2 separate regions of the Homo sapiens genome follow, and region 1 is linked to region 2. Evidence: chromatin loops called from intact Hi-C (ENCODE). Cell type or tissue: OCI-LY7. All regions are shown on one strand. Links, peaks and the distances in the headings refer to the core of each region. The heading gives the core; the rest is flanking DNA. Region 1 overlaps PIK3AP1 (phosphoinositide-3-kinase adaptor protein 1). Region 2 overlaps PIK3AP1 (phosphoinositide-3-kinase adaptor protein 1).

Evidence for each region. Hi-C counts contacts between places; a loop is a spot of excess contacts. Peaks named below come from ENCODE experiments on the same cell type or tissue, not always from the same donor. Only the 100,000 strongest peaks of a DNase experiment are listed, where the experiment ranks them.
Region 1: it touches region 2 in a loop (3-fold over the local background); 8 of 110 quality-filtered maps call a loop at or near these places.

Annotation. Positions count from the first base shown.
Region 1 is chr10:96,687,672-96,703,063 of GRCh38, reverse strand. All of the region lies in intron 2 of PIK3AP1 (phosphoinositide-3-kinase adaptor protein 1), which reads left to right. Among named protein-coding and RNA genes, the nearest start is that of PIK3AP1, 25 kb to the left of the region's middle. RefSeq lists enhancers at 1,703-1,792, 1,853-1,972, 2,563-2,612, 2,221-2,721 and a silencer at 7,506-7,555. In OCI-LY7, for the core only: a CTCF peak has its summit at 11,669; DNase peaks (open chromatin) are centred at 5,792 and 7,573; H3K4me3 peaks cover 4,705 bases; H3K27ac peaks cover 5,236 bases.
Region 2 is chr10:96,636,794-96,652,185 of GRCh38, reverse strand. It overlaps PIK3AP1 (phosphoinositide-3-kinase adaptor protein 1), which reads left to right. Exons shown (of 17, transcript NM_152309.3): 5 at 535-677; 6 at 806-938; 7 at 3,331-3,527; 8 at 6,524-6,713. Among named protein-coding and RNA genes, the nearest start is that of TM9SF3, 57 kb to the right of the region's middle. RefSeq lists an enhancer at 6,645-6,714. In OCI-LY7, for the core only: CTCF peaks have their summits at 8,078 (motif pointing right), 9,016, 10,938, 11,137 and 1 weaker place; DNase peaks (open chromatin) are centred at 9,025 and 11,135; H3K27ac peaks cover 2,364 bases.

The sequences.
Region 1 (15,392 bases), core at 3,755-11,754, 52 kb before region 2:
CTCTACAAAAAATACAAAAATTAGCTGGACGTGGTGGCATGTGCCTGTGATCCCAGCTACCGGAGAGGCTGAGGTGGGAAGATTGCTCGAGCCCTGGAAGTTGAGGCTGCAGTGAGTTGTGATTGCAGCACTGCACTCCAGCCTGGGAGACAGAGCGAGACCCTGTCTCAAAGAAAAAGAAAAATAAAGGAATATTTAAAAATGCTTTCAGCTAATCAAATAGATTCCAAAATGTTTTCCTAAGTTAATTAACTAATTAATTAATTAATATTTTCTAGTTTTATTGAGGTATACTTGACAAATAAAAATTGTATATATTCAAAGTGTACAAAGTGATTTTTTTATACATATACTTTGTGAAATGATTATCACAATCAAATTAATTAACACATACATCAGCACACATAGTTACCATTGTGTGTGTGTGTGTGTGTGTGTGTGTGTGTGTGGTGAGAACACTTAAAGTCTAGTCTTAGCAAATTTCAAGTAAAAAATGTGGTATTATTAACTATAATCACCATGCTGTACGTTAGATGCTCAGAGTTTATTCTTTTTTTTTTTTTTTTGAGACGAAGTCTTGCTCTGTCATCAGGCTGGAGTGCAGTGGCGTGATCTCGGCTCACTGCAACCTCTGCCTCCACGGTTCAAGCGATTCTCCTGCCTCAGCCTCCTGAGTAGCTGGGACTACAGGCACGTGCCAACACGCCCAGCTAATTTTTGTATTTTTAGTAGAGATGGGGTTTCACCATGTTGGCCAGGATGGTCTCGATGTCTTGACCTCATGATCCTCCCGCCTCGGCCTCCTGAACTGTTGGGATTACAGGCATGAGCCACCGCGTCTGGCCTGAGTTTATTCATCTTAAAACTGAAAGTTCAACTCTTTGACCAGCATCTTCCCAAGTCCCCTTCTTTACCCCTGTCCCTGGTAAACACCGTTGTATTCTCTGCTTCTATGAGTTCAACTTTTTTGGATTCCACATATAAGTGAGATCATTCTGTATTTGCCTTCCTGTATCTGGGTTATTTCACTTTGCATAATGTCCTCCAGGTTCATCCACATTGTCACAAATGGCAAGATTTTCTTCTTTCTTATAGCTGAAAAATATTCCATTGTGTAACTTTTCTTAAATTTAAAAAGAAACTTTTTTCTGAAATAATTTGTGTTTGTCATAATGTTAAAGAAGAAAAAAACCCCTGTAAGTTCTAATTTTTCCCCTTTTATAAATAATATTGCAATAAATGTTCATACAGCTTCATGCCTAAATCTTTGTGAATCTCTGTTAATTTCCTCTGGATCATACTGCTATAGAGTCCCCAGAGACAGGGTTGCAAGCCTGCTCTTAGCATCTCCCCACCCTCCCCCATGCAACCTGAATCTACCGCCTTCCTTACTGCTATTTATTTTATTTTATTCCCTTTATGCTTGGTTCAGTCTGTCGTTTACATTTGCAGTTTCTCTTGCAAGGATAGTCGTATGGAGAATGTGTACCCTCCTCCCCTCAGGGAAATAATTCATAAGAAGATGAATGGTTTTTATGACAGTTACCCTGTGTAATGCATCAGGTGTTTTACATGTATTTATTCCTCCCACAACCCCAAGTGCACAGATGGTTTCAGCGCCATTTTGCAGATGAGAAAACTAAGGTTCAGAGAGGTTAAATGATTGGGGTAAGCACTGGAACTCACTTTGGAACACAGGGCCTTTGGGCCTAGAAAGCTTACACTTGGCCTTGCTTCTCCCCTAAGTCTTTCCTCTCCACCCTCCTCTTCCACACTGAGATAAAGAATGAAGAATGCTCAAGGAAGAGAAAGGATCAGAGAAAATGACGCTTCCCTGAGTGCTCCAGGCCATAAATTTCCAAGTCAGGCTGAGCATTGGCAATTTCCCTGCACTATGTTTAAAATGTGGATACCTGGGCCCCACCCCAGACCTACTGAATAGGAATCTCTAGAGGTTTGTCCTGGGAATATGAATTTGAAAAAGCCTTCAAGTTGGTTCTGCTATGCAGCCCAGCTTTGAGCTTTGCTCCATGCCTGGTGTCTTGTCTTTCGGTTTTTGGGTCACAGGAGCCCGCGGTAGCTCAGGCCCTGTGGTCTGTTATAGGCTATTATGGGCTGTTATGGGCACAGTAGTCCCAAGGGGCTCAGAGCCTGGCCTTGGCGCGTCACAGGCAGCAGCCCTGAGAGAAGAGAAGGGAGTCAGACCCTCTGAGCAAAGGGGAAGTTGCTGCGCTCTGCTCGGTGTCGTGGCCTCGCAGATGGTAAGTCATGGACGACTTCTGGGGCTTATGGGGCACTTTGCAGGACTGAGGGGAAAATCTAGGCTTGGATCTCTTGAAAGCAACGATTGTGGTGCTGCTGTCCTGGTGCCTTGTGCCTGTGGGCTGTTGGGTTGCTCTTTCTCTGCTGTGGGTTAAGCCACTCTGCAATTGCCTCCTCCAGGATCCTCCTTAAATACCCCCTGCTGAAGGACGCTTTCTTTTTCTCTTCCTTTTTGAAATGATCTTTTTGATTTGGGGAAGAAGATACCCAGCTGGGATAGTGAAATCCTTCCAATGTCACTAAAAAGCTACAGCCTGTCCAAGAGTCACTTGGGGTTTCCCCTGCCTGATACCCTAACTGCCTTGCGGAATCAGGGGTTGTTCACACTCCTAACTGTGGGTCACTGCCTGCTGCTCCTGGAATAGTTAACGAGGACTAATGCCTACAATAGATTTTGTGCCCATGGAAATTTTCCCCTGAGCCTTCAGAGTCGCCCAGGATTACAGTTTTCCTGCAAAGCCGAGAGATCTCGGTGGGGTGGTAAACTCGGCCTCTCCTGCCGCTTCGGCGGCCACCCAGAGAGGGCCTTCTCCTGTTCGCGTTACACTTTCATGGTCCCTCAAAGAAGTGTCTGCAAGTCCCTATGTCAACTGTGTTTGGTGAGCCACGGGGAAAAGGGAGTCACGAATGCTGAAATTTCCGCTCGTGTGAGAATTTCAAGTTTGCACCTGTCTCTGTCTGAATTTTCTAATGTATGCCAGAATGGAAACATCAGATGTAGGAATTTTATCGGTCAATTTCTTACCCTGTTGTTTCAGTATTTTTTGCATCTCACTTCTCCTGGCACTATTACTAGAAGAGAATAGTAGAATTCAGGAGGGACCTGACATCTGTGTTACCCTCTTTCAAAACCCTTTTATCGACATTATTTCATTTGGCCTGTGCAGCTTCCCTATAAGGCAGATGTTAATGTTATTTCCGTTTTAAAGATGACAGAAACAAGGCCCAGGCAGGTTCAGTGACTTGCCCAAAGTCACACACCTGCTTTTCCATTAGGGCTAGGATCAGGGTGAGGGCCTCCTGTCTTGTAGTCCAAGGCCTGGTTATTGCCTTATGTAGAAATCAGAGCCAACTGTTCATCTGATGGTTATTTATGGAGCATCTATTATATTCTCAAGGCCCTGTGTTGGGTGCTCAGTTAGAGCAGGAAAGACAGTCACTGCTGTGATGGTGTCTACATTCAAAACCAGCGCTATCCAAAAAATGTATAATGTGGGCCATATGTGAAATTCAAAATTTTTTAGCAGCTGCAGTAATTTAAAAAAAGTAAAAAGAAACAAGTAAAATTAATTTTAATGATATAGTTTATGTAATAATATATCTAAAATATTCTCTTATTGATATATAAGCAATGTAACAATTACTGAGATATTTTACATCTTTCTTTTATATTTGAAATTTAGTATGTGTTTTATAGATAACACAGATTTCGAATGTTCAGTAGCCATATGTAGCCAGTGACTGCCATATTGGACAGTGAAGCTCAAAAAGAATGTTTACTTTTCAGAGAATAGGAGCCATCTATCAGTTAATAATTTAATTTTAATTTTTTTTTTTGAGACAGAGTTTTGCCCTTGTTTCCCAGGCTGGAGTGCAGTGGCACCATCTCGGCTGACTGCAACCTCCACCTCCTGGGTTCAAGCGATTCTCCTGTCTCAGCCTCCCAAGTAGCTGGGATTACAGGTGTGCGCCACCACGCCTGGCTAATTTTGTGGGGTTTTTTTTTAGTAGAGATGGGATTTCTCTATGTTGGCCAGGCTGGTCTCAAACTCCCGACCTCAGGTGATCCACCCACCTTGGCCTCCCAAAGTGCTGGGATTACAGGCGTGAGCCACTACGCCGGGCCTAATATTTTAATATTTTAAGTGTTAAAAGTACACTTCTTCTAGTTTCTTCACTCATTCATTTATTCAGTCATTTCAAAGGTATTGAATGAGCATCTGCCAGGTGCTGGAATGTTGTATAACACTGCTTTATTTATTTTACTTATTTATTTATTTATTTATTTTGAGACAGAGTCTTTCTCTGTCACCCAAGCTGGAGTGCAGTGGCATGATCTCTGCTCACCGCAACCTCTCCCTCTCAGGTTCAAGCAGTTCTCTTGCCTCAGCCTCCCGAGTAGCTGGAATCACAGGCATGCACCACTGCACCCAGCTTAGTTTAGTTTAGTTTAGTTTAGTTTTTAGTTTAGTTTTTAGTTTAGTTTAGTTTGGTTTAGTTTAGTTTTAGTTTAGTTTAGTTTAGTTTAGTTTTAGTAGAGATGGGGTTTCACCATGTTAGCCAGGCTCGTCTCAAACTCCTGACCTCAGGTGATCCATCTGCCTCAGCCTCTCAAAGTGCTGGAATTACAGGCGTGAGCCACAGCGTCCGGCCTATTTTTTTCTTTCTTTCCCTCACTACTGACCTCTTCTTTCTTGTTTTTCCTTCCCACTCCCCCCTTCTTTGTTCCCTTCTATATTTTGTCACCTGTTTAGCTTTGTTCCCAAGCTCCAGAAATACAGTGTTAGTTGAGACAAAATTGGCTTTGATTAACAATAGAGTTTCTGTCCTCGAAATGACAGCTTACCATCAGAACTAATGAAACGGAGCTCCTGGCAGCCTTTGTGAGGACAGAATCAAACCAGGGTGCTCGTCTGCCCTTCAAAAAATAATGTTTGGCCTTGGGCCCAGTTAAATAGATTATTGTTGCATCTATGCAATGGAATACCATCCAGACCTCAGAGAGAACCAAGCAGTTCTCTTTGTGTTGATATGGAAAGTCTGCCAGGATTTATAAAAAGAAAAAACTAAGATACAGAAGAATGTGTATAGTATAATGTGATTTAGGTATGTTTTAAAAAGAAATATATTTATGTTGGTATATGCATTACTTTTTTTCCTGAAAGGATATACAAAAAACTGTTGATAGTGGTTACCTTTGGGTGGATGGAGGACATTTGGAACTTTTTGTTTTAGACATTTCTCCAGTGTTTTAATTTTTCTGTGTTCATGTGTTACTTTTTGTTGTTTGTTTGAGACAGGGTCTTGCTCTGTTGCCCAGGCTAGAGTGCAGTGGCACCATCATAGCTCACTGAAGCCTCAACCTTCCAGGCTCAAGCGATCCTCTCATCTCAGCCTCTTGAATAGCTGGGACCACAGGCATGCACCATCATGCCCGGCTAATTAAAAAAAAAATTTATTTTGTAGAGATAGGATCTCACTATGTTGCCCAGGCTAGTCTCGAACTCCTGGACTGAAGCAGTCCTCCCCTTGTCCTCCCAAAGTGTTGTGATGACAGGCATGAGCCACCACACCCAGCCTGTTTTACTTTTAGTTAGGAATTTTGAAGAGAAAAATGATAGACTCTAGAGGAAGATGTTGGGCTTGCACTCAGATAATCCAAGTAGGGTACACTTCAAGTTAAGTTCGCGTGTACAGACCTGGTGGCCTTTTTCCTTAGCTTCATTAGGGTGATGTGATAAGTGGAAGCAACATGGTATTGGTTTGTGTTATTGCTGTAATGACTGCACCGTCACTCACTCGGGGTGGGCTAATACCTATAACGAGAGAACAGCTACTTATCACGGAGTCATATTTTGACTCTTGTCAAATTTAGGCTGATGTCTTCTTAGGTTACTACAATCTTTATGACAATCAGTAAGAGAATAAGGGTGTGTATTTCCAGATTACAGAAACTGGTTGAGCCACCTGAGGCAATTCACTTGGCCACTCTGTATCTATTTTTGTTCTCTTTAAAATGCTTATGGGAAAAATATGTTGACATCTCAGACATTTACAACCATGAAATTTCTTAATTCCAACTATGTGTGATTTTACATACCTTGCATTTCATTACTGGGTCTCGATCTAATATTTTTCCAAATCCTATCAAGGTATGGTAGTGTATTCACTTCAGCTAACAAATTATCCTTCACAATAGAATTTTAAATGAAACTTTAAATGCATTAATAATAACTTTCTGTTTATGGACATTAGCTCAAGTTGAGTCTTAGGAGTATATCACATTATACCATTATCTGTGTGGATATGAAGGAATGTATGTATTTAACATTTTACATGTACTGTTTACTATGGTCTGCATGAAGATTTATGCATGTGGGTTCATAGAAAGATAATGGGGGCAGAGGAAATGGGGGTAAATATGCATTACAGAATGGGTTTGTTAATTTCCCTGTTATTACAGGATGTTTTCGCAGCTTTTCAATTTGGTTTCCACCAGCCATTCACATGACCCAGAGTAGGTCTGAGATGGCCCAGGAAAGAGGATGATTTAATGCCTTAAATGATTCTTGATCTGCCCATTGGAGAAATTATTGAAACCACAATAGGGCTTGTCATATGGTCTTCATTCTGGGCAGAAAATTTTCAGTTTCAGCCAGTTTGGTAAAATTTAGACTGAAATAGGACAGTTGGTTTTCTAAGACACAGAAAAATTAACAAAATCAGTAATTGATCAAAATTGCCTGTTCTGTGGGGAAAAACTTGGGGACTTTTAAAATTTTCACTGTTTACGTTTAGAAAAACAATACTGGTCTCTTACTGACAATGTTTTATGTGTGGTAGATGCCTAGTAAATGGTGGTTGGATGGATGACTGGAGGAGTGAGTATATTCATGAGTTATTATCCATTTTCCTAACTCTTGGGACCATTTTGAATGTCCCAGTTGCAGAAAAGATGTCCCTCCCATGAGCATCTTATGTAGAGGCTTGATGCCCTTTGGATTGTCAACCATTTCCATGGAGCAAATTTGTCTTCGGTAACATAGGGTGTTTCTAAACAGAAAATTACTCTTCAAGTTCAAACAGGAGCCTACACAGCACATGTATTTTTCTGTGTCCATACTTAAAAATGTGCCAGATACAACAACCTGTCCCACAGAAGAATTAAGTATGCCAGTCTAGGAGCTAGTTAACAATTGGAATTGTTAGTTCCTTGGGATATGTATAGGTCTGTCTCTGCAGAGATTAAATTGGCTGTGTCTTTTTTTTTTTTTAAAGGAGAGCATAAAAGTGAGGCAATCTATAGAGTTTTGGAGGAAACCTCTAGAATTGGGTTAGTCATTTTGGGAATTCCTTGGTACTTTTTCTTCTGGGTTTATAACTTCTGAATATGTGCATCTTCTCCATCACCATTAAGAAGTCAGACCATCTTAGGTTCTTATTTAAGAAAATGCTGGTTGAATATGCCTATTTTGTCTACCAGCTTGCCAGTTTCACAGACTGCTGGTTTACTCTCCAACATCTGATAACACAGGAAATAGCGGGGGAGGCTGATGATGAAATGAAAATGCTCTACTTTTAAATTAGACTAAAATAAGTTTCTTTTTACATGTACAGCTAATGTTTGAGGCTGTAGTTGCAGTTAAAGCTTGCAATAAGATAGGAAGGACGTTCATCATAACTAGCAGATAGAATAATATTAGCACTAGCAGTTGACTCGGCTTTTAGAGCATGTGAAATGTGGGAAAACATTTCTGTTGCAGGATCTGGCATTTAGTATTCCAAACAGAACCAACCTGTTAACTTGTTCTGAACCAGGGTTTTCCTTTTATTTTCTAAAATTTTCTGAATATCCTTGCTCAAAGCCTGAGTTTGTTGCCAGAAAAGATCTCTGACTGTGATTGTGTTTTTGTGTTATAGATTTTTTTCTGGAAAAATGTAATGCTGAAATAACTGTATAGTTATTTGGCAGACTAAATATTTATTTTTATTTTGTAGTCACTTGAATTAGGAATCCCCGTAGGTTATAGAAATCCTTTAAAACAGTGTTTTGCCCTAGTCTTTCCCATGGTCCGGGGCATGCATGTGATTAAAACTTGCCCATACTCTGCAAAACAATCTAGCTTTAGAGTCTTTGATGGGGAAACAGAGGCAAGAAGCCATTGAGTCAACAAGATGGAAATATGGAATATGAACATTAGAAAAGGGCCAGTGCAGCACTTTGGGAGGCTGAGGCGGGAGGATTGCTTGAGCCCAGGAGTTTGAGACCAGCCTGGGCAATATAGCAAGACCTCCATCTCTACAAAAATAAAGTAAAATAATTATCTAGGCGTGGTGGCATGCACCTGTGGTCCCAGCTACTTGAGAGACTGAGGTGGGAGGATCGCTTGAGCTCAGGAATCCAAGACTTCAGTGAGCTAGGACAGCCCCACTGCACTCCAGCCTAGGCAACAGAGGGAGACCCTGAAAAAAAAAAAAAAAAGAAAGAAAGGAGGGAGAGAAGGGAAGCGAAGGGGAGGGGAAGGGAGGGGAGGGGAGGGAAGGGAAAAGGAAACTTTGGGATCATCTGGACTAATCCCTTTAGTTTAAAATGAACAAAGTAGGACCCAGAGGGGTTAGATGACTTGCCCAGTATTACACAGTTAGTGGCATAGATGAGACTGTAAATTTATGTTTATATTCATCAAATATTTATTGAGTTTATGGAGTGTCTGCCATGGGTGCAGCACTGTGCAAGATCCAGGGGAGACTTGATGAAAAAGTCAGATGCACCCCCTGCCATTGTGAAGTTTATGTGTCCTAGCAGGAGAGGGACACTAAACAGTGTTACCCTATTACTTAATGCCAGGAGTATCCAGAGGTATGAAGGATGCTCCCTTTGAATCATAAAGCAGACCTGAGATATCATGGGGGCCTCTTTGATAGGTCCTTACAGCATCCTTTAAAGAAAAAAATGACTGTCCTGAGCAACCATCTTGAAAAAGAGAAGAAAAGGCCCAGCTTGTAATTATGGCAAATGTTACATGCTTGGCTATTTAATGGTATCCTAGAGCCCAGGTTAACTATGGCTTTCAGGCAGGGCAGTCATTTTTTCATAGTAGTAATTAGGACTATCTAAACTTTTAGAGTAGCTTTATTCAAGCACTTAATTTTAAAATTAGCATTTTACTTCTTAAGTTTGTAGACAGCAGTGATGCTGATGTGCATATATTAATATGTTCCCGCAGTTTGCAGATTTTACATTCTAAATGTGTGTCTGTTGCAAAGTAATAAGGATCAATATAAAATTCTGCACAGAGTCCAACAGTTGCACAAGAACAGGATAAAGGGATATGTATTTTAAGAGTAGCATATGTAAGATCTGGTGGCTTTAGTTGAAGACATGAGTCAACAGAGCAATGTCACTTCCAAGAAAGTGTTACGTGAAGGTTTATGAACAGAAGTATTGGCATCAGAGAAGAAGCTCTTCCTCTACCCTGCATTTGTCAGCTTATCTGGAGAAGTATTCAACATTTTAGTGGCAGGCTGAACGAGGAGTACACACACAAATCATCCATCCATCCATCCATCCATCCATCCACTCATCTATCTATCCAACTATTCATCTTTCCATCTATCCATCCAGTTATCCATCCGTCTGTCCATCTGTCCAGCCATCCATTCATTTATTCGCCCATTTTGTTTATTGTCCCTTTAACAGAATGGAAGCCTCCCTCAGAAGAGCAGGGTGGGGTGGGAAGTTGGGGGGATTGCTCACTGCTGTCTTCCTGGGGCCTGTAACAGTACTTGACATGGCAGGCCCTCAATAAATTGTTGAACGACTGAATAGAATGAATGTGAGAATTTCAAATTCTGTCAGATGAGAAATAGTTGAAGGAAGTGAACTTGTTGTAAAGAAAAGTTTTATTGGAGCCACGAGAACTATCAGAGTTTTGAAGGCCTGTCACATGGAAGAACAGAGGGGCAGGGCCTTTTCTATGTTTCTACAGTGGACAGGGCAAGGAGCAATGGATGAAAGCTGCAACAATGGCAGGAATGGCAACAAGGCAGGTTTAGGAAGCCCTCATAATCTGAAGACAACTGATCCTGGGAAAAGCTCATTTAAGGTAGATACAATTAAGCCTGGGTTAAAATTTCATAGTAAATACAAAAATAAATTCTTGATTGGGACTTTTATTTTGAAAAACAAAACTGAACATTAAGAAAATAAGTTTATTTATTATATTAACACAGTTTTGATTATAATTTCAGCTATAGGCTAATTCTGCAGTCAAATGCTCTGCCACTGAGCTATACCCCTTTTATAGGCTAATTCTAAAACCCCACAAGGACTAAATCAATTGTTGTTAGGTTTTGTACAGGAGGGTTTGAGTACATTTTTATGACGTAATTTTATGCTAAAACAATATAACATTTCTTTCTTTTCTTTCTTTCTTTCTTTTTTTTTTTGAGATGGAATCTTGCTCTGTCAGAGTAAGCTGGAGTGCAGTGGCGATCTCGGCTCACTGCAATCTCCAGCTCCCTGGTTCAAGCGATTCTGCTGCCTCAGCCTCCCAAGTAGCTGGGATTACAGGCATGCACCACCATGCCCAGCTAATTTTTATATTTTTAGTAGATATGGGGTTTCACCATGTTGGCCAGGATGGTCCCTATCTCCTGACCTTGTAATCTGCCTGCCTTGGCCTCCCAAAGCGCTGGGATTACAGGCATGAGCCACTGCACCCAGCCACAATATAACATTTCTTAGTTCACATTTGATTTTTTAAAACAGCTGTATTGAAATATGATTCACAACACATTTGACCTTTACAATTTTCTTAAGGCCTCCTCTTAACCACCATGTGATCTTATTTGATTTTGATTATTGGAAAGCATCTGTATGGGTTTTCTTCTGTCCAGTAGGTAACCTCTCTAACTGTCAGCAGCTTTACTTGTGATACAGTTTTCCAACATCACTTTCATCAACTTCAAAAAATTTCTCTTTTGCAAAATCTAGAATTACCCTGTAAAACCAAATCACATTGCACTCATAGTTTATTGTGGAGAAATCTTAAATCTGGGAGAGACTAAGCAACAAAAATATGACCTGATGGATGAAAACATGCACCAAGATTAAGCAAGCAGAGATGTTTAAGTAGGGACTGATTTCATAAATGAGCATTTTTTTGTTAGTAAATAATTTTATGTTATAAAACATTTACCTTCCCAATGTTACCATAACTATGGGAACTTGAAATAGGAATACTCAGAAAATGATAAGAGTTAGGAGCCACTAACATGGGTTAAGTGTCCCAAGCTTCACTTCACCAAGCAAAGAATGAAAGGAATGAATATCCTGGCACGTCTGTAATTCATTCTATTGGTAGACCAGTTGGGAAATTCTGCCATCAGTGATGGAATCCTGAGTTAAAACAATCCCGATGGGCTGGAACACTGGCCCCAGTCCAACGTATAACATTTAACTAAGTTAAGTGTTGAATTATTGCAATTAGGTCCCAAGCCTTGCCCACCACCTCCCCCATCCAAGAAAAACATAAAATAAAACCCAACTGTACAATCATAGCATGGCAAAGGGAAAGGCTTGGCTTCCACAGTTTACATGAAAAACAGCTCAAGTTCTGAGGTGACCACATGCTCAGTATGAATCAGCAAGGGGGCACAATTGCTCTAAGGTGCATCTTGAGTTTCCCTTGCGAACAGTGGCCATATAGCAAGATATAACATCCTTTCTTGTATTATACACAAACTCCATTTACCCATCTGGAGTTGCTGTTTGCGGGAGGTGGGGAGAGTGGGGAGTTAGTTTGAGGGTTTCGGGGAGGTACAGACAAGCCTCAGCTGTCTCCATGTGAGGCCTGCTTTGAAAGGCTAATGTATTGCTTTGTGCTTGTTTGCTTGGAAGGAGGGAACTCCAACCTGGGAAAAAGAGGAATTAAGCAAGCTATGGGCAGGGAACGGGTGCAGTTGGTCCTCAGAGATACCTGGAGCCAAGGACTGGAACTCCCTGGAGTTACCTCTTCACTTCTCATTTCTATGTCTCCGAATATTGGCATCATTCTCTCTGATGAGTCATCTCCAAGAAGAAGAATTACAGCCCCTAGGAGCTTCCATACCTCACGTCTTCCAACTCCAGCCCTAAAGAGGAACCAATGTTTATTTTCTCTGGCCCAAAATTTAAAAATCTCAGGGTAGGATCTAATTGATCAGGTGCCTTACTCTAGGCTGATTAACTGTGGCCAGGAGATTAGAGGACTATGATTGGTCCACTCTGGTAGCCTGGAGTGTGGGCTTTCTAAAAACTTGGCAGCTGCCATTCACACCACTTGGTGAATGTGGAGGGGTCAAGATTTTCCCAAAAGGAGATTGCTGTTCTTATCATGCGACACAAAGATGAGCGATCTGGACACATGCCTGGGCCTGAGGAATAGAGAAAGAACGGGGAGTGTTTAATTTTGGACTTTTGGGCTGGGTGCAATGGTTCACACCTATAATTCCAGCACTTTGGGAGCCAAGGTGAATTGTATGAGCCCAGGAGTCTAAGACTAGCCAGGGAAACATAGTCAGATCCCATCACTACAAAAAAAATAAAAAATTAGCTGGGCATGGTGGTGCACACCTATAGTCCCAGCTACTCAGGAGGCTGAGGTGGGAGGATCACTTGAGCCCAGGAGGTCAAGGCTGCAGTGAGCTGTGATTGCACCACTGCACTTCTCTCCAGTATGGGTGACAGAGCGAGACTTGGGGTGGGGTGGAACTGAGGGACAGAGGCTCAGCATTGACAAATGACCTGCCCAAGGATACTCAACTGGTTAGAATCAAAAGCCCCAGGCCTCCAACACTGAACTCAGAGTTTCATCCTCTATACTTTGCTGTCTTCCTAAAGAAGAAAATACCAAGGAGATACATGATAATTACCTTCAAACACGTGAAGGACTTTTATGCGGAAATAAGCACAGTGTAGTCTGAAGATGCTCTGAAGGGCAGATTAGGATTCCTGGACAGTAGTAACAGAGAACAGAATTCTACTAGATTTAAGAGAGAACACTGACACCTGGAATGGCCATGTCAGGCAGGGCTGGAGGCTGGAGGCTGGATCCTGGGCACGTGGCTGCTGCATTCTTTCAGGGGAGAGGTGCTGTGGGCCTGCGCTGAGCAGGGGCAGTGAGTAAGGAGAAGAAGGAACACTTTGGAGGGGTAAAAAGCAGACAGGACCAGCAGGACATGGTGCATGATTGTGGGGTAGAGGGAAGACGGAGAACTCAGTGGGTGAGTTCAGTTCCTAAGCATGGAAGTTGCCTGCTGTGGGACTGGCATGTACATAGAATCTGCAAAATAAGAAAGGGCTTTCAATGGGGTGGACAGTTGAAAACTTCATGGAGAGGATGACACTGAAAGAAAGGATTGGATTTTAAGAGGGTTGGATTTTTTTTTTTTTTTTTTTTTTTTGAGACAGAGTCTTGCTCTTGCTCTGTTGCCCGGGCTGGAGTGCAGTGGTGCGATCTTGGCTCACTGCAAGCTCCGCCTCTTGGGTTCACGCCATTCTCCTGCCTCGGCCTCCTGAGTAGCTGGGACTACAGGCGCCCGCCACCACGCCCAGCTAATTTTTTTTTTTTGTATTTTTAGTAGAGACGGGGTTTCATCATGTTAGCCAGGATGGTCTTGATCTCCTGGCCTCATGATCCGCCTGCCTCGGCCTCCCAAAGTACTGGGATTACAGGTGTGAGCCACCACACCCGGCCAGGAGGGTTGGATTTTAAGAGGCATCGGTAAGGATTAAAGGGAAAGACATCCCAGGACGAGGGAACTCCATGGGCAAGGCACAGGGAGAGGAAAGCACAGGATGCGTTTGCATTTGGGCTGAGAAGTGGCCTGAGTCTGGGATAGTGGGGAAAAATGATTATGAAGGTTATATTGAGTCAGTGGAAGAAGAACCTTCAACATCAGGATGTGGTAAGAGCCTTACCCATTTTATCTCAGAGGGCCTTCTGTTGCCTGGGACAGCAATGTGACCAAAATGGCATTTGGAGAAACTATGGAAATGGTCCAGCTAAAGGGCTATCTCTTGTTCTTTAGTCGGTTGGATGTAGAGATAAGCACATGTAGATCCTACCTACGTGAAAGATGGGGGGTGGGGGTAATGCGTATTTTAATTAGCCAGATCTAGCCACTTTATGATGCATGCATATTTTCTTTTCTTTCTTTCTTTCTTTCTTTCTTTTTTTTGAGACAGAGTCTTGCTCTATCACCCAGGCCTGGAGTACAGTGGCATGATCTCAGCTCACTGCACCCTCCGCCTCCTGGGTTTAAGTGATTCTCCTGCCTCAGCATCCTGAGTAGCTGGGACTACAGGCATGTGCCACTACGCCAGCTAATGTTTGTATTTTTAGTAGAGATGGGATTTCACCATGTTGGCCAGGCTGGTCTCGAACTCCTGACCTCAAGTAATCCACCTGCCTCGGGCTACCAAACTGCTGGGATTATAGGCGTGAGCCACCGCGCCCAGCCTAATGTGTGCATATTTTTAAACATCATGGTGTACATGATAAATATATGTAATTTTTATGTTTTAATTAGAAAATTAATTTTAGAAAGAAATGAGAGCCATGTTATAAACATTTTCTGAGGAATATATCATAGCACATTTCCATGGCCTCGTATTTTATTGAGATAGTATCAAGTGCTAAGTTCCTGTGACTTATCCTCGCCCTTTGATTCTTATCACCAACCCCCTTTACTATCACTATTTATGAACTTTAGAGGGCTCAGGTGGTGTGTTTTTGCAAGGCCTCATCTTCATCCTGGGTGGGGAATGACATTGGCTGGGAGGAGCAAAAGGCCCTGAAGTGCCTGTCGAATCAACAGTGAAAATGCCATGAGGTGCTTGTGGGTGGGTGGGTGAGTTGTTTGTCCCTAAATCTGCAGTAGCCCCCTGGCACATAAACATAACGTTGAAGAGAAAGAGTGTGCTTACTCTGCCAAGGCTTCTTCAAGGGAAATTTCCTGTCCCCCACCCCTTCATGCCTCCCCATCAGATTTGCTCCAAACCAGCTCTGTGAATAAGTCACCCTAACTAGCTTCCCAACCGTTGCCTACCCAGATGCCACTCCAGGCTCAGGCCTTAGGATAAAGCAGGGACAGGGCTGATGGCAGAGAGGGATGGGCAGGCTCCATGTGCAGTTCATGCGGAGGAAGGAAGAGCAGTGGTGAGTTCCACAGACTAGGAAGGGAAGGAAGGGTGGGTCTAGTGTTTACATGCTTCCCTGAGTTGTGGAGGAAGTTAGTGCACAAGGTCTTTAATGCAGGCATGAGGGTGGTTAGGGCCTCAACGGATGGTGGCCTTGGGATTAGAA
Region 2 (15,392 bases), core at 4,471-12,470:
GTGAATCTCTGTGGTTGGTGTTATTTTTAATTTTCTCTTGCCCCCTCAAAACCCCTTCCTGTGGTATAGCATCCCGCCCCAGGGAGAGTGCGTAGTCATGACAGCAGCTCATGACTTGCAGTGAGCCAGTTCAGCTGCCCCAATGTGGCAGAAACACAGTTTCACCTCCCATGATTTTTCCCTCCTTCTGTGACCACTGGCCTTTGTGTAAAGTGCCTTAAACCCGAATTTTCTTCCTGTTCATTGAGGCACTGGGCCTACAGTAGTGAGTAAAAAGATGAAAATTTTTTGAAAATTAAGTTGCAAACCCAATGAGGATAAATTGCTGTGGCCCAGAGCCCTGCCATGTGCTGGTTTGCTCACCTGCTACCTCCACCCTTTCCCTCACTCCCGCCCCAGCTCACCTCCAAGATCTTTCTTCCAGCCCCCAATTAGTGTCCTCACCACTCAGATGGAGTGTGTATATCCACAGCCACTTTTCCCTGGATGCTTGTTTTTCCTGGGAATTTTGATAGTGTCTTTTCTTCTGTTCAGACCTTTCATCTGGGAACGTTTCTCTGAAGATATATTCTGGAGACTTAGTGGTGTGTGAAACCGTTATCAGCTATTATACTGACATGGAAGAAATTGGGAATTTATTGTCCAATGCCGCGAATCCTGTGGAATTCATGTGTCAGGTAAGGATATTACAAGGAAACCTGAGATTTCTGGGCATGTAATTTCTGCTCATGGCTTATCAGTCTTGAATCTGCGGGATGGAAGAGAGCTGGATTTCAGATCTGACCATCTTCACTTTTGTTTTCAGGCCTTTAAAATTGTGCCCTACAACACAGAGACCCTTGATAAACTGCTAACCGAATCCCTGAAGAACAATATCCCTGCAAGCGGACTGCACCTCTTTGGAATCAACCAGCTGGAAGAAGAAGATATGATGACAAGTAAGTTGACAGTCAAACCTCAGGAAACCAACGTGGGCTGATTCTAGCCTGCTGGTTTCAGCATCCCATCAACATACGCGTTTACCTTCTGCTGTAACTCTTCTGGGTCCCTTCTCTATAACCTATCCTGTGATAAGGACTCATTCTTGACTGGTTAGCCTCATTCTTCTCAATTGCAAATCTGAATACTTTACCCCCTTCTCAAAACACATGTGGTGGCTTACGGAGGAGCAGGAAATGAGTGATTTTAAATTGGTTTGGCGTAAGCCAATGGAGCTTGTTATGATTATTCCTCATAGGGATAGCATGAGGAACAGGTAAGCTAAGTACTGTCAGGGGAGGTTCCCAGTTGCCTTCTAGATAAAATCCAAACTGCTTAACCTGTGAACAAGCCCTCATCTCTCTCCACACTCCCTCTTGTCTTTTCTATGCTTTGATCTGCAGGAGGTATGAGCTTTTTTCACCTGTCTCTTGCCACTTAGACTCATGGAAAGATAGTCCTTCCTTCCTGCCTTGGTTGCTGTTTACCTGGCTAACTTCTCTCACTTCCCTGTAGCAGCTTAGGTAGCACTTCCCTAGAAGACCTTCTCCAAACCTCCAGTAGGTTCCATTCACCTGCTTTGGCACCCCCCGACCACCAGCATGTTGGGTGCCATTGACCTAGCACTCCTCAGCTGTGTCTGTCTTCTTTGCTAGGCTGTCCGCTCAGTGAGGGCTGGAACTGCTCCTGGGTGGCTGGCTCTTTGTAGGCTCTAAACAAGTAGTTGTTTAATGAGGGAGGAGCAGCCTCTTGTGCACATGTGACATGCTGGGAGCTGAGAGAGTCACACCCCTTGCACGGGGATGATGCTTGGTGTTCTGGACAGGATGCCTATTGTAGTGTTTCTGTGGACACCACCGTTCCTTCATGCCATGGTTGCACTACACAAATGGGACCCAAGTCTCTGGTTACCTTCTGCCTACGTTCCATCCTTCTGTAGTCTAAGAGAACCATAAGGGTGAGTTTACATGACTTTCGAGGCCTTCTCCTGGGGGACTCTCTTTCGTATTGCCTCTCCCCATTTTCCTACTATGGAATGTTCTTGCAGCACTTTTGTAGATGTGACTATTCTCTATTAAGTTTGGGGCTTAGAAGAAAGTATTTCATAGCCTGACAATTTGAGATCCTGGGAATATTTTCAGACCCTTCATTCCAAGGTCATATTTGGAATAGAAGGCTGGGTTTGTCATGTTAAAAAATATACATTTGTATATAAATGTATGTCTATAAAGTTGTTGGGCTTAAAAATAAACGTTTATGAAAAAAGAGATTTGTCCCCAGCTCCGCAAACACAAACATGTCCATTTTCTTGGTTGAGTTTAACTTGCTGTATTCAGATGTCAGTAGGTGGAGGGGGTCCGTGGGGACCCAGCACCTCTCTGGAGTACTTTGCTTTTCACCAATTAGAGAGTGAACTGACGTCCTGGTGGGGCTTGTGTGCATTAAGACCAACATTCAAAATCTCTCCTAAATAGGAACCCTGCTGAATACTATCTTACTTATCCTCCCAGGTCCTTTTGAGATAGTCTGGAAGTATTTTCTGGTTGAGAACTAAAGGCAGCGGAAAGTCTAAGGAACATACCCAGGATTACTTGGTGTACTTATCATGAAATTAGGAATAAGGGCTAAGAGGATGAACTGCTTTCTTTTAATCAGCACGAAACAATAGCTTTAAGAAATACATGCTCTGAACTTTGCAGAGAAGTTCAAAACATGATTCCTATTGTACTGTGTGGCTGCTAGTTAAGCCTTTAAACAAACCCGGCACATTTTGAACTGGTACTTTTTCTCAGGATTCTCCAGTCCTGTTAGAGAAGATGGTAGGGTATTCATTATTAGATTTGCTAATTAATTAAAATGTTATGGCCGGGTATGGTGGCTCATGCCTGTAATCCCAGCACTTTGGGAGGCCGAGGCAGGTGGATCACTTGAGGTCAGGAGTATGAGACCAGCCTGGATAACATGGTGAAGCCCCATCTCTACTCAAAATACAAAAATTAGCTGGGCGTGATGCACAGCTGTAATCCTAGCTATTTGAGAGGCTGAGGCGAGAGAATCACTTGAAACTGGGAGGCAGAGGTTGCAGTGAGCCAAGATCGCGCCACTGCACTCCAGCCTGGGTGACAGAGTGAGACTCCATCTCAACAAAAAAAATTATGTCCTCTGCATCTGAGGACATGATCTTCAGTGGTGTCCTGAAGGAAGCTGTTAGATGTTAGGTCAGTCAATCAATAAGTAATGGCTGAGTGCTTTCTGTTGCCATGCTAGTCTTGGCAGCTTCATCTCCATGAACAAGGGCACCCTGTGCCTTTATTTTTATCTGCCTATTAAGTTTTCCTTGATAATTTTCAGATCAGAGGGATGAAGAGCTGCCCACCCTGTTGCATTTTGCTGCGAAGTATGGACTGAAGAACCTCACTGCCTTGTTGCTCACCTGCCCAGGAGCCCTGCAGGCGTACAGCGTGGCCAACAAGCATGGCCACTACCCCAACACCATCGCTGAGAAACACGGCTTCAGGGACCTGCGGCAGTTCATCGACGAGTATGTGGTAAGGTCAAGGCAGGAGGGGCCCAGGATTGGAAATGCACTCTGTGGTAGTATGGCTGCCCTTTCACCCAAAATACGAACAGATTTTATCTCTAGCATGTCCTCATGTACCTCTTCTGGCCATGGGCAGTATGTGTGGGCTTAAGAAATGAGGTCTGGAGTCACATGGACCTGGGTCCAAATTCCTGTACCAACACTTGTTAGCCTTGTGACGTTGGGTAAGTCACGTATCCTCTCTCAGTTTCCTAATATGCAGAAGGAAGATAATCATAGTTTGAGTCATAGAGTTCTTTTGAAGGTAAAAGGAAATCATTTCTATTAAGCACTGAGGTTCACCCTCACAGAATTTACAGAAACCTTTATAGAGTGAATCTGCTGAAGGTAGAGGCTGATCATCTCCCCCCACCTCCTCACCTGCCTCCAGGGCACCATGGTGGGATGCTCCTAGCTGCCTCACCCGCCTTCAGGCCCCGGTGAACTGTATTAGGCTTGGTTTCTTCTTCAGCAGAAACCTCAATAAAGCTGTGCACCTGGAAAGGCATCAGGGCAGCAACTCTAAGGCCCACCTCCTGCTGACAGCCTCGCTCTCTCTTTCTAACCCCCTGCCTGGGTCCCATGTTAAGACAGGCAGGTATGCCCAGTTTATCTGATCATCTGGTTTGGGGCCCTCAGCTCCTCCTCAAACATTGACTTCTGGGTCCTTCTTTGAGGCTGATCGCACCCCACGTCTACATCTTATTCCATGCCCCAATATTGCCTCTGATGCCTAGGAAGCAGCTGCTCTTCCTGATCCCAGTCCCTCGTGGTTTTCCTCCTTCTTCACAGACTCCCAGAGGGTACCTGAGAATAGCTCAGCCTCTCGCATGGGGCTGTGACCTCACAGGGAGCAATAAACACAGCCCGGTCTTGCTCTCGACCTCCAGACAGGACAGAGCCTGATATCTCCCCAGAAACTTAACTCTCTGCTCTGTGTTGGAAAATCTACAAGACAGTGATTCACGGAGGCACAGAGGGGACTTCCCAGTGTTTACAGGTGTATAAGTGTTTTGAATAAAATGGTGTGAGTCCTTTTTTTTGGGCGTCACTGACACAAATAAGTCTAAAAGGTGCTCTCAGTCTGGGTGTATTTACTCAGTTTTTTCTTAAAGTCACAAATGTACCAAATGTAGCATTTCATTTCCATGCCAATAGTTTTTATTAATAACCTACTGTGTTCATAGTAGTAACTAGTATTTATTGAATGTATTTGATTTGAAAATGTATTATCTCATTTAATCCCCACCACAATCCTTTGAAGTTGACAGTATTGCAAGCCTTACTTTACAAAAGAGGAAAACGGCTTAGAAAGGCAAAGTCACTGTGCTTAGGGCCACAGACTATTCAGGGCAGAGACAGGATTTGCACCTAGTTTGATACTGAAGCCCGGGCTTGTTATCCTGTTGTATTTAACTGGGATGTTTAAAGATGCACTTTCATTTTGTGCCGAAGTCAATCTAGGTCATACCATCTTTGCTTTCTCCCTGTGGTCACCTTCAACCGATGCAGCTTCAGCATTGTGACCAAAAGACTGTCCCTTTGTGTTGCTTATGGCCTCTTAGAACTGTCCCATTTCCTTTTTTCACCACATCAAAACCAAAGGTGAGATCTGGAATCTCCAACATTTCACAGCTGTCATCTGTTTTATTGGGTCTCGTGAGGAAACTAACGAAGTGTCAATAAAAGATTAGCTATCTTAGGGTAGTGGTGGTGAAAATGAGGATTTTTGTGGGTTGATGCTGAAATAAGGATTGTGAAACACCAAAGTTTCTTACCAGGAAAAGTTGTGCAGAGGTTTCAGGGAAGTCACCTCTCTGGCTTCACAATCACATGGAGGCAGGATGGCAGTGGGAGGCAGGGGAGAACCTTTCTGATGTCAGGACACTTTATCCAAGATCATCTCTCCTTTTGGGCACATAGGACATAAAATCGAGGCTGGAACCCCTGGAAACTGTCAGGGTTCCTGACAGTTTGGAGGAGACTGCTGAAGGAACAGGGGCTAGTGTGCCAAGCTGCGGAGTGACCTCTGACTACACACAGGGCGAGAACACCTTAGCTGCATTCCTGTTCAGCTCATTTGAATTTCTGCGTGGCTAGTCAGTAAAGGTCACACCTTCTTGTGTCATTTTTTTCCCTTTGGAGGAACCACTAGGGTGTAGAAGAAGTATCAGAAATCAGGATTGCAAGCCCTTGAGTAAGATACTAGATTTTTGTGAGCTTTGTTTTTCTCATCTGTAAACTAGAGAATATTATACCTTTCTCAAGCAGTAGTGGAATGGATTACAGGAGATAGGGTATAGGCAAATACCTAGCATTGTACCTGACATTTAAAAGGTGCTCACGGGAAAGTATTTTTTTTTTTTTTAGACAGAGTCTTGCTCTGTTGCCCAGGCTGTAGTGCACTGGTGCGATCTTGGCTCACTGCAACCTCCACCTCCTGGATTCAAGCAATTCTCATGCCTCGGCCTCCCGAGTAGCTGGGATTCCAAGCGTGCTCCACCATGCCCGGCTAATTTTTGTATTTTTAGTAGAGATGAGGTTTTGCCATTTTGGCCAGGCTGGTCTCGAACTCCTGACCTCAGGTGATCCACTTGCCTTGGCCTCCTAAAGTCCTGGGATTACAGGTGTGAGCCACCACATCAGGCCATGGGAAAGTAATTTTTAATTTGTATCCTCTGGTCAGTGGACATTTAACGAGTATTTCCTGAGTGCCTAACTCTGTGCTTAGTGTTGTAGGAAGATACGAAGATTAAAACAAAAACGTGAAATAAACTAAAAAAGGTGGGAAGCCTGGCCTCAAGGAGCGTTCAGTCAGGTGGGAAAATACAAATACACACAACCAGTTGTAATCCTGACTCATGGGAGCCTTTACTTTGCTGGCCACAAGTGCCTTCGGGGGCCAAGTTCCACCCGGAAAGTCAGGCTGCCTCAGGGCGCCGTGGGCCTCATCTTCTCTTTCAGGAAACGGTGGACATGCTCAAGAGTCACATTAAAGAGGAACTGATGCACGGGGAGGAGGCTGATGCTGTGTACGAGTCCATGGCCCACCTTTCCACAGACCTGCTTATGAAATGCTCGCTCAACCCCGGCTGTGACGAGGATCTCTATGAGTCCATGGCTGCCTTTGTCCCAGCTGCCACTGAAGACCTCTGTAAGTAGCACAACCCAGTTCTGCTTCCACCTTTCTGCTGAGAAACAGCTTTTTTCATTCCGGATGAAGATGGCGCGGGGCAGTCCCTATGTACCCTCACTTCACCCCAGAGAGATGAAGGTCCTGTTTTACACAAAGCTAGGGCTGGAGTCATGTGCTGTGACAAGCAGAATTCTTCTCCAAACTTCCTCTGTTATGACTGCTGGGAGAGTTTAAGCAAATATCTGGAAGTCAGAATTGATGAACTCATTGCCTCGTGATCTGAGAGGCCAAATCAGTGGCTCTCAGCCCTCAGTCTCCAGGGGTCCTTTTTATAACAAACATTTTCCTACTCTGACATGAGGTTTATGTATTATATAACCTACCTACATATAAAATTCTCAGAAATCAAATATACTGCCCTAATTGAAATAGGAAAGAGAAATTAAAGAAGAGGACATACTCAAACATGCCTGCACCAGAAGTCATGACAAAAGAGTCAGATGCAGACACACTCAGAATCACGGTCAACGGCTTCAAACATTGACTGACACGTTTGCAGTCTTGGTGGCTCAAATGATGGGAATAATGTTGGCATTGGCACCTGGATTTTCCTAGATGGTGAACAACTCTTTATGATTTCCTTTCCATTTTCATAGAAATTGAATTTCTAAAAAATTAAGTGTTTGCAAAAATAAGATGTGTTTATATGTGAAACAGTTTAGGTTCTAGGCTCAGAAAATAATAAGCAGATTTTTTGGGGGGCGAGGGGTAATTTGATTTTATTGCATTAATATATAGTAAGCTTATTTTCAAAATATCATTCTTCAGGATCATGATTTTTCTTATAAACTGTCTAACAAACTTTGCCCACTTTTTATTATCTTGTTTTTTCCAATGCAAAAGTAATGCCTTTTGACAAAAGTGAATGAGCAGTAGAAGTTCCCCTCCAACACCTAAACTCAAAACAAAATAGGAATCTTTAACTGAGTTGAGAGAAGTTCTGTGACTTGTGACTCCCAGCCAATATGGCATTGGTAATAATTAGTAATAAAATGAGGTATATTTGTCTATATTTTTGCTTATATCTGCTGACATTAAATTTAAAAATACAGACATACTTGTACATATACACAGATATGTAGAAATATACACATAGGTATAAATATGTATCATACGTACTTTTTAAAACTTATGTGTATGTCTAGGGAAATATTTGAAAGTCACGAGGGACATGAAACATCTCTTCATTGGGCAGGGCTGTCCCACACATAGCAGGATGTCTAGGGTCCTTCCCCCTTTTCCTAAATGCCATCTCCTTGGTGACCACCCAAAATACCCTCATAGATTTTCCAAACGCCCCCAGGGGGCAGTGCCACCACCCTTGAGAACCGCTGATCTGGGTAACAGTGGATCTGATCTCCACGCACGTACTGGAGTTGAAGCAGGAGACCCACACAGCAGGCCCTCTAAGAGGCTTATTCATGTGTTACCATCATTCGCTACCAAATGCTAAGCATGCGGAGGCACCACCGGAGACTTAGCCCTCCTTCCCTCTGGTTTTCATTAATAGATTCAAGGAAGAGAAGTATCAACCAAGGTATCAGCATTATGGATGGGGGAATTTCTGGAATGGGCTATATTGAGTGTTACAAGCCTTCAGCCTGAAAAGAAGACAGTAGGGCCCTGGGCCCACAGGGAGGCGGGCCTGACTTTCCCATCCATGAACTCATGGAAGAGCAGGCACCAACAGGATGCCTTGGAGAGAAGGCATAGGTTGGTCAGAGGGCCAGAGGCAGTCTCTGATGCCAGCAGGCCTTTGACACTGACCCCAGAACCTGCAAGATGTGGTCCAGAGGTTGTTAGGTGTTTGCCATTCAGATTGGGTGCTCCTTTAGGGGAAAGAGCAATAAAAGCTCCTCTCCGTCACCTAACTGGGAGGCTTAGAAGTGCTGGTGGAAGCTCTTCCAGAATGAGCTGTGCCTTGGCATGGATGTGGGGAGAGAAAGCACCATCGCTACCATCCACACCCTTGATTTCGGACCTGAAGTCCGAAAGCTACCCCACTAAGATGCTTTTCTTACCTGCACTTTACAAATGGGGAAACAGAGGCACAGAGGGGCTGAACATTCCCAAAGTGTCACAGCCAATCAGTGATAGAGCCCAGATTTGAATCCAGATTTCTCTGTCATTAGGACCATATTCTGCAGAAATTGTTATCCAACACCATGCATTTTAGTCGTGGTTCCTTTTGGAAAAACCATCTAGCCTCTATAGCCTTTCTTCCCCTATCTGCAGCTCCAGATATTGGATAACAAAGCAGCCTCTGGCGCCCCCTAGCCTTGCCCATCATCCTATCCATATACCTAATAAGCATGTCTGGAGCATCTAGTACATTTCGGTTACTGATGTCTTCTGGGTGTTGGAGATACAGGCGGGGAAGTGGGTAGGACCCAGTCCTTTCCATTGTGGAATAGGGACTCACTCACAAAAGAACACTTGGAGAACCACCAGTACCCACTTGAATCTGGAGACTGCATCATCCTTTCTGCCCTGTGTCTTTGCTATGAAACTACTGGACAATTAAAGAATGCCCTACTTTATTGGCAGTTTAGTGTTGACAGAGCCTTACACTTGCTGTCCCCCTGGATGTTCTAACACATGCCATGCTCCCACCACAGCACTGGAAACCTGCAGGGAATGCCACAGGTGTCTCTTCCATTATTCCTGGTCTGCTGGGCCCCTCACAGCAGGATCAGTGAGGTTTACCAGGGCTTCCCAAGGCAGCAGTGTGCTCTGGAGCTAGCCTGGTTTGTAGCCAACTGGCAACTTGTGAAGTCACCCGGGCCAGGGGGCTTCTGGATGCCGTGTAGCTGGAAGGAGGCTACCAGCGGGGAGGCAGCCTGTCAAATTTGGCTACTTTTTGCATGGGAAAAGGAAACCCACCACATTTTTCTTTCTTTTCTTTTTCTTTTCTTTTCCTTCCTTTTTTTCTTTCTTTCTACCTTTCTTTCTTTCTTTCTTTCTCTTTTTTTCTTTCTTTCTTTCTGTTTTTTTTTTTTTTTTTTGAGACAACATCTGGCTCTATTGCTCAGGCTGGAGTGCAGTGGCACAATCTCAGCTCCCTGTAACCACTGCCTCCCCAGCTCAAGCCATCCTCCTACCTAAGCCTCCCGAGTTACTGGGACTACAGGTGTGAACCACCATGCCCAGTTAATTTTTTGTATTTTTCATATAGATGGGATTTTGTGATGTTACCCAGGCTGGTCTTGAACTTGTGAGCTCAAGCAATCCGTCTGCTTTGGCCTCCCAAAGTGCCGGGATTACAGGCGTGAGGCACCATGCCCGGCCCACATTTTTCATTTCCCCAGTTATGTGAACTCTGAATTTTCTAACTCTAGACATGGTTTGGTTTGTGTTTCTGTCTCTGTGGCGTCAAGTTTAACCTTGAGAATGATCGCTTACCTCCTGGCTCAGAAGCAGCAGCAACTTGGACCTGGGGAGGAATAATTTATTTTACTAACAGTGGCTCTGTAGGTGACAAGGCAGCTTAATTCATAAAGAAGTAGGATAAAGGACAAACTGCTAAATCTAAAATGCGTATTTGCAGCACCGCCCAGCAGAATAATAACTTGGAACATCTGGCAGCCCTTTAAAAGTCCATGGACTGCCTGTATCCCCGTGATCTCATCTGACCATCCCAGGGTTTAGTGAATAGGATGATCTCCATTTCACAGGAAAGAAAACTAAGGCTCCAAGATTTAGTAACTTACTTAAGTCCCATCAAGGGAGGACTGGATCAGGAATCTGTGTCTTCGAATTCCCAGGAGGCAAATCTGTCTGCTGTCCCACTGGAATGTAGGGCTCTCCTGGCCTGCCCTTCTAGGGTCTGCATTTGTCAGCCCTGAGAGGGACACTTACACAGGAGCTATTTCTAAATGTCTAGATTGCCACGTTTATCAGTGCCCCACCATTGACTGTGGTAACCCTGGAGGCTGAAAATAACCATATTAAGGAAATTAGGCTGTGTTCATTCACTCACTTGCTCACTCACTGATTCGCTCACAGGACAAACAGGCTTTAGGGTGGCAGGCTTTAGGCCACTTTCAGATCACTGCTTTGGAGATCACCTAACTGTTGTTGGGACAAATCTTTCTGACTTGAGTTTGGGAAAGGGGTGGTAATGAGGTTGCTTCTCCAAAGAGAATCCAAGGCAACCACCTGAGTTGGAAGCTTATAGGGGAAGCTCCCAGTGTTAATTGAAATGGGGCTGGAGAGAGGTGTTGGGTTCTGACCCTGAGATTGTACAATTCTGCTCCAATCTCTTCTTCCCCTGAACTTGCTTGCGTGGGTGTATACATGCACACGCACACACACACACACACACACACACACACACACACACACGGCACACTCACAAGTCTTTAGTTTAGATATGCTGCCACCAGGTGGTAACTACGTGTCTTGTTATCAAACCTTCAGCTTTGCTCCCAATTCTCTTAAGAATTTTTTGATCAAGGCCCCACAGATCAGCCGGGCATGGTGGCTCATGCCCGTAATCCCAGCATTTAGGGAGGCTGAGGCGGGAGGATTGCTTGAACCCAGGAGTTCGAGACCAGCCTGGGCAGCATAGCAAGATCTCGTTTCTACAAAAATTTTTTTTTTTAAATTAGCAGGGCGTGGTGGCACATGCCTGTGGTCCCAGCTACTCAGGAGGCTCTGGTGGGAGAATCGCTTGAGCCTGGGCGTTCAAGGCTGCAGTGAGCCATGACTGCACCACTGCATTCCAGCCTGGTAACAAAATGGGACCCTGTCTCAAAAATTAAAAAAAAAAGACCCCACATATTTAAAGCATCAACCTTCACACCTTATTATGTAAGAGATAAAATGTCTTTATTAAGGACAAGCTTATGCAAACATTAAATAAAACTCAAGGCAAATGTCCGTGGGTGTTTTCACTATCTCCTCATCTTTTTCTCACTTAGTTCTTTGTCCCCTGCCCTTACCTTGGAGAATGATATGGTAGTCCTGGTGGTCCCTGGACCTAGGTAATTAATTTTGTGTTGAAAGCTTGCCCAGTGACTGGTCACTTCTCTGAGGCTCTGGGTAGAATGGCCTTGGGGGGGCAGTTCTGGGAGGCCCTTGTCCAGTCTGTTTCCAGGGTAATCTGCTTTGTGGGTTGTAGCTTTGCTTCAATACCCGAGAGCCTCATTTTTCTTCCATAAAGCGAAAGGAGCGAAAAGAGAAAGGCATTATCATCTTGCCGTTAGAAACTGCAGACTCACTAATCAATCCCAGAGGACTGTTCTGCTTCATGTTACCCCTACATTGAACTTTTCTTCTGAACCCCTGATCCCTACCTCATGGTTCTGTAGCTCAAGTGTTTATGTAGTGGAGAGCTGACTTAGCTCTAGCTAACTTGCCAGCTTCCCTTAGCAACCTCCCTGGTAACTGGCATCTTTGTAACAGATCATTTCCAGCAGTGTTTTCTTTACCTGAGCTCTCTGATTACAGCCCCTCTCTGCAAGCTGGGTTCCATCTGAGCTGGGGGCACACTTGGGGACTGTAAAGGACCTCACAGCCCAGCCCTGTAGGTCTGAAACCAACTGAAGGACAATTTGTATGCAAAATGACTACATTACTGGTTTGCTTATGAAACATACTGTCTCTCCTATCTGCATCCTTTTCTCTCAGGAGCCTCCCTCCCTGTGACTGCTGAGGCTCTGTCATCCTCCTGCCATCCCTTTTGGCAAGATTCTGGCGAGTAGAGCCAAGAGATGCTTCAAGGCCCGTGGGCCTGGGTGCACAGCATGAGTTCTTACCTGCAAGGACAGAACCCACTGGGGAGCAGGGAGATGAGCTCAGTGTACCTCTTGACTTCCTGTTGCTTTTTGCTCCTCCATAAATACAAGAACTATGTTGGGGACATAGGGACTTAGTGAAAGCACACTGGATTGAATGTTTTAACATTTAAAGATAAAATCCCCATCGACAGCAGCAACCTTGCTCCCCTCTGAACCTGCACAGCTTGCAGGTCACGCTTACCTTGGGACACTGCACACACATCCCCTTGGGCTCTAGTTATATACGTGCTTCTCTGGTTACCCTCTCCTGGCCTCGATAGGAAGCATGTCTTACAGCTTTGTATCATCCACAGTGCCTATCCCAGTGCTGTACACAATAGGTGTTCAGCGATTTCTTGAATTTGAGCTACCAGAAAATAAGATGTAATTCTCGACTTTGTGGGTGGAATAGTGTGTCAGTATTCCAGTGTAAAGACCTCACCCACCTGATAGGTGGTACTGAGACATCTGTTAGGTGTCCCCGAGTGTGAGACATCTCAGGGTGGCAGTAACTCCATTGGTCACTACAAGCTGCCTTTTCTTTCATGTTCCCTTGCATTTGACTCTTCCTTCTGCCTAAATTGCCTTTCTCTTTTCTCGGCTTGAGAAATGCCCAGATTCCTTCACAAAGCCCAAATGCCTTCATATTCATGTGTTCATTTGTTTTTCCTTTATTAGTTCGTTCATTCATTCATTCAAAAATATTTTTCAAACCTCTCATGTGTTTAAATCACGCTGTGCCAGGTGATGATGAGTCAGTAAACAAGCTGGCATGAAACTTGCCTTTCAAAGCTTACATTCTAGTGAGAGAGCTGAATATTAAACAAAAACACCACATAACTGAATATATAACCACAAACTGTGACAGTGCTGTGGAGGAAAAAGACACTGCTTTGAGAATGCAGGTGGGACTGTGTTCAGGTGGGCTACCGCGTGCGACTCACTGCACAGCACCACAAATGCATCCCATAGACTCACTCCTGCATGGCAGAGGGTCTTTGTGCTTGCCAGGGGTACTGTACTGAGGCATTTGTCTGCATAAGAAAACCACAGAACTTGTTTGCAGCTTCTCCTAAACTATTTATCCGCAGCCCCTTCTTCATTGCCAATGCCAGCCATCACTCATTAGCCCTCTAATTTTACACTGCTATTCGTGTGTGTGTGTGTGTGTGTGTGTGTCTGTGTGTGTGTGTGTCTGTGTGTGTGTCTTAGTCCGTTTTCTGTTGCCATAACAGAACACCATGGACTGGGTAATTTGTAAAGAAAATAAGTTTATTTAGCTCACAATTCTGGAGGCTGGGAAGTCCAAGAGCATGGTGCTGGCATCTTGTGCATCATAACATTGTGGAAAGTATTCACATGGCAAAAGGGCAAGAGCAGGAGAGCCAGAGAGGTCTTGCTATTACAACAAAGCTACTCCTGTGATAACAAACCCACTCTCACGATAGCAACATTAATCCATTCATGAGGATGGAGGGATTAAGTTTCCAACACATGAAATTTTGGGGCACACATTCAAATCATGGCACTCTGCTCCTAGCCTCCAAAATTTGTGTCCTTCTCACATGCAAAATACATTCATTCCATTCCAGTTGCCCCAAAACTCTTAACTCGTTCCAGCATCAACTCAGAAGTCCAAAGTACGTAGCCCAAAGGCCTCAGAACCAGGAAGCTGATTGTGTAACTCTCAGTCTGAGCTCGAAAGCCTGAGAACCCAAGGGGAGAGCAGCTAGTGTATGTCCTGTAGTCCAAAGGGTGGAGAGCCTGGAGTTTGATGTCCAACCAGGAGTAGAAGAGTGTATGGCAGTGTATGCCAGCCCCTGGGGAGAGACCAGTTTGCCTTTTGTCTGTTTTTGCTCTATTAGGGCCCTCAGCTGATTAGATGATGCCTGCCTACCTTGAGGGTGGATCTTTTCTACTCGCATGCTCCTTTTCTGGAAACACCCTCACTCTAGGTATTTCCTAATATAGTCAATTTGGCACCCAAAATTGACCATCATAGGCCACGCATGGTGGCTCATGCCTGTAATCTCAGCACTTTGGGAGGCCAAAGTGGGCAGATCGCTTGAGTATAGTAGTTCAAGATCAGCCTGGGCAACATGGCGAAAACCCACTTCTAAAAAATTTTTTTTAAATTAGCCAGGCATGGTGGTGCATGCCTGTAGTTAAGGAGGCTCAGGTGGGAGGATCGCCTGGGAAATCAAGGCTGCAGTGGGCCGTGATTGCACCACTGCACTCCAGCCTGGGTGACAGAGTGGGACCCTGAATCAAAAAATAAAATAACTATCACAGAGTGTGTGTGTGTGTGTGTGTGTGTGTGTGTGTGTGTGTGTGTGATTGTATATCTCTCCCACATCTTCCTCTCCCTCTTTCTTCCATCCCATTAATTCTTTAGGGTACAGAAAAGCTAGACTTTCTTACTGACATGGTCAGTCAAACCATTCTACCTGGAGGCAAACTGACCCATTGTGTTCCAGGTTCTCTTCAAATGTTTGGCTACGATGCTCCTTGCTCTAAGGCTCTCTTTTTGGCCACAAAAGATTCTTGCTGGAGAAAAAAATTCTTTTGGCCTACTTTCAGGGTTTGAAAGCCTTTCTAGAAGAATAGTCTTTCAGTAGCTGACATTTCACTGTGTTATATACTCACTTGGTTTTCTATTAAATTAACAGCATATAATCTGGATGGAGTTTCCACTGCAGCTAAGTGGTCTGTGTCCCAGGAGGAGTATCATATGGGTGTCTTTGAGAATTCACTATTGCTGTTGATTCATTCTTTAATTAAGTGCCTGCCTGGGTGTTCTCTCACTGTTCAAGCTTCTTGCATTCCAGGAGTGGGTTCTTTCTGGCTGACTCCTCAA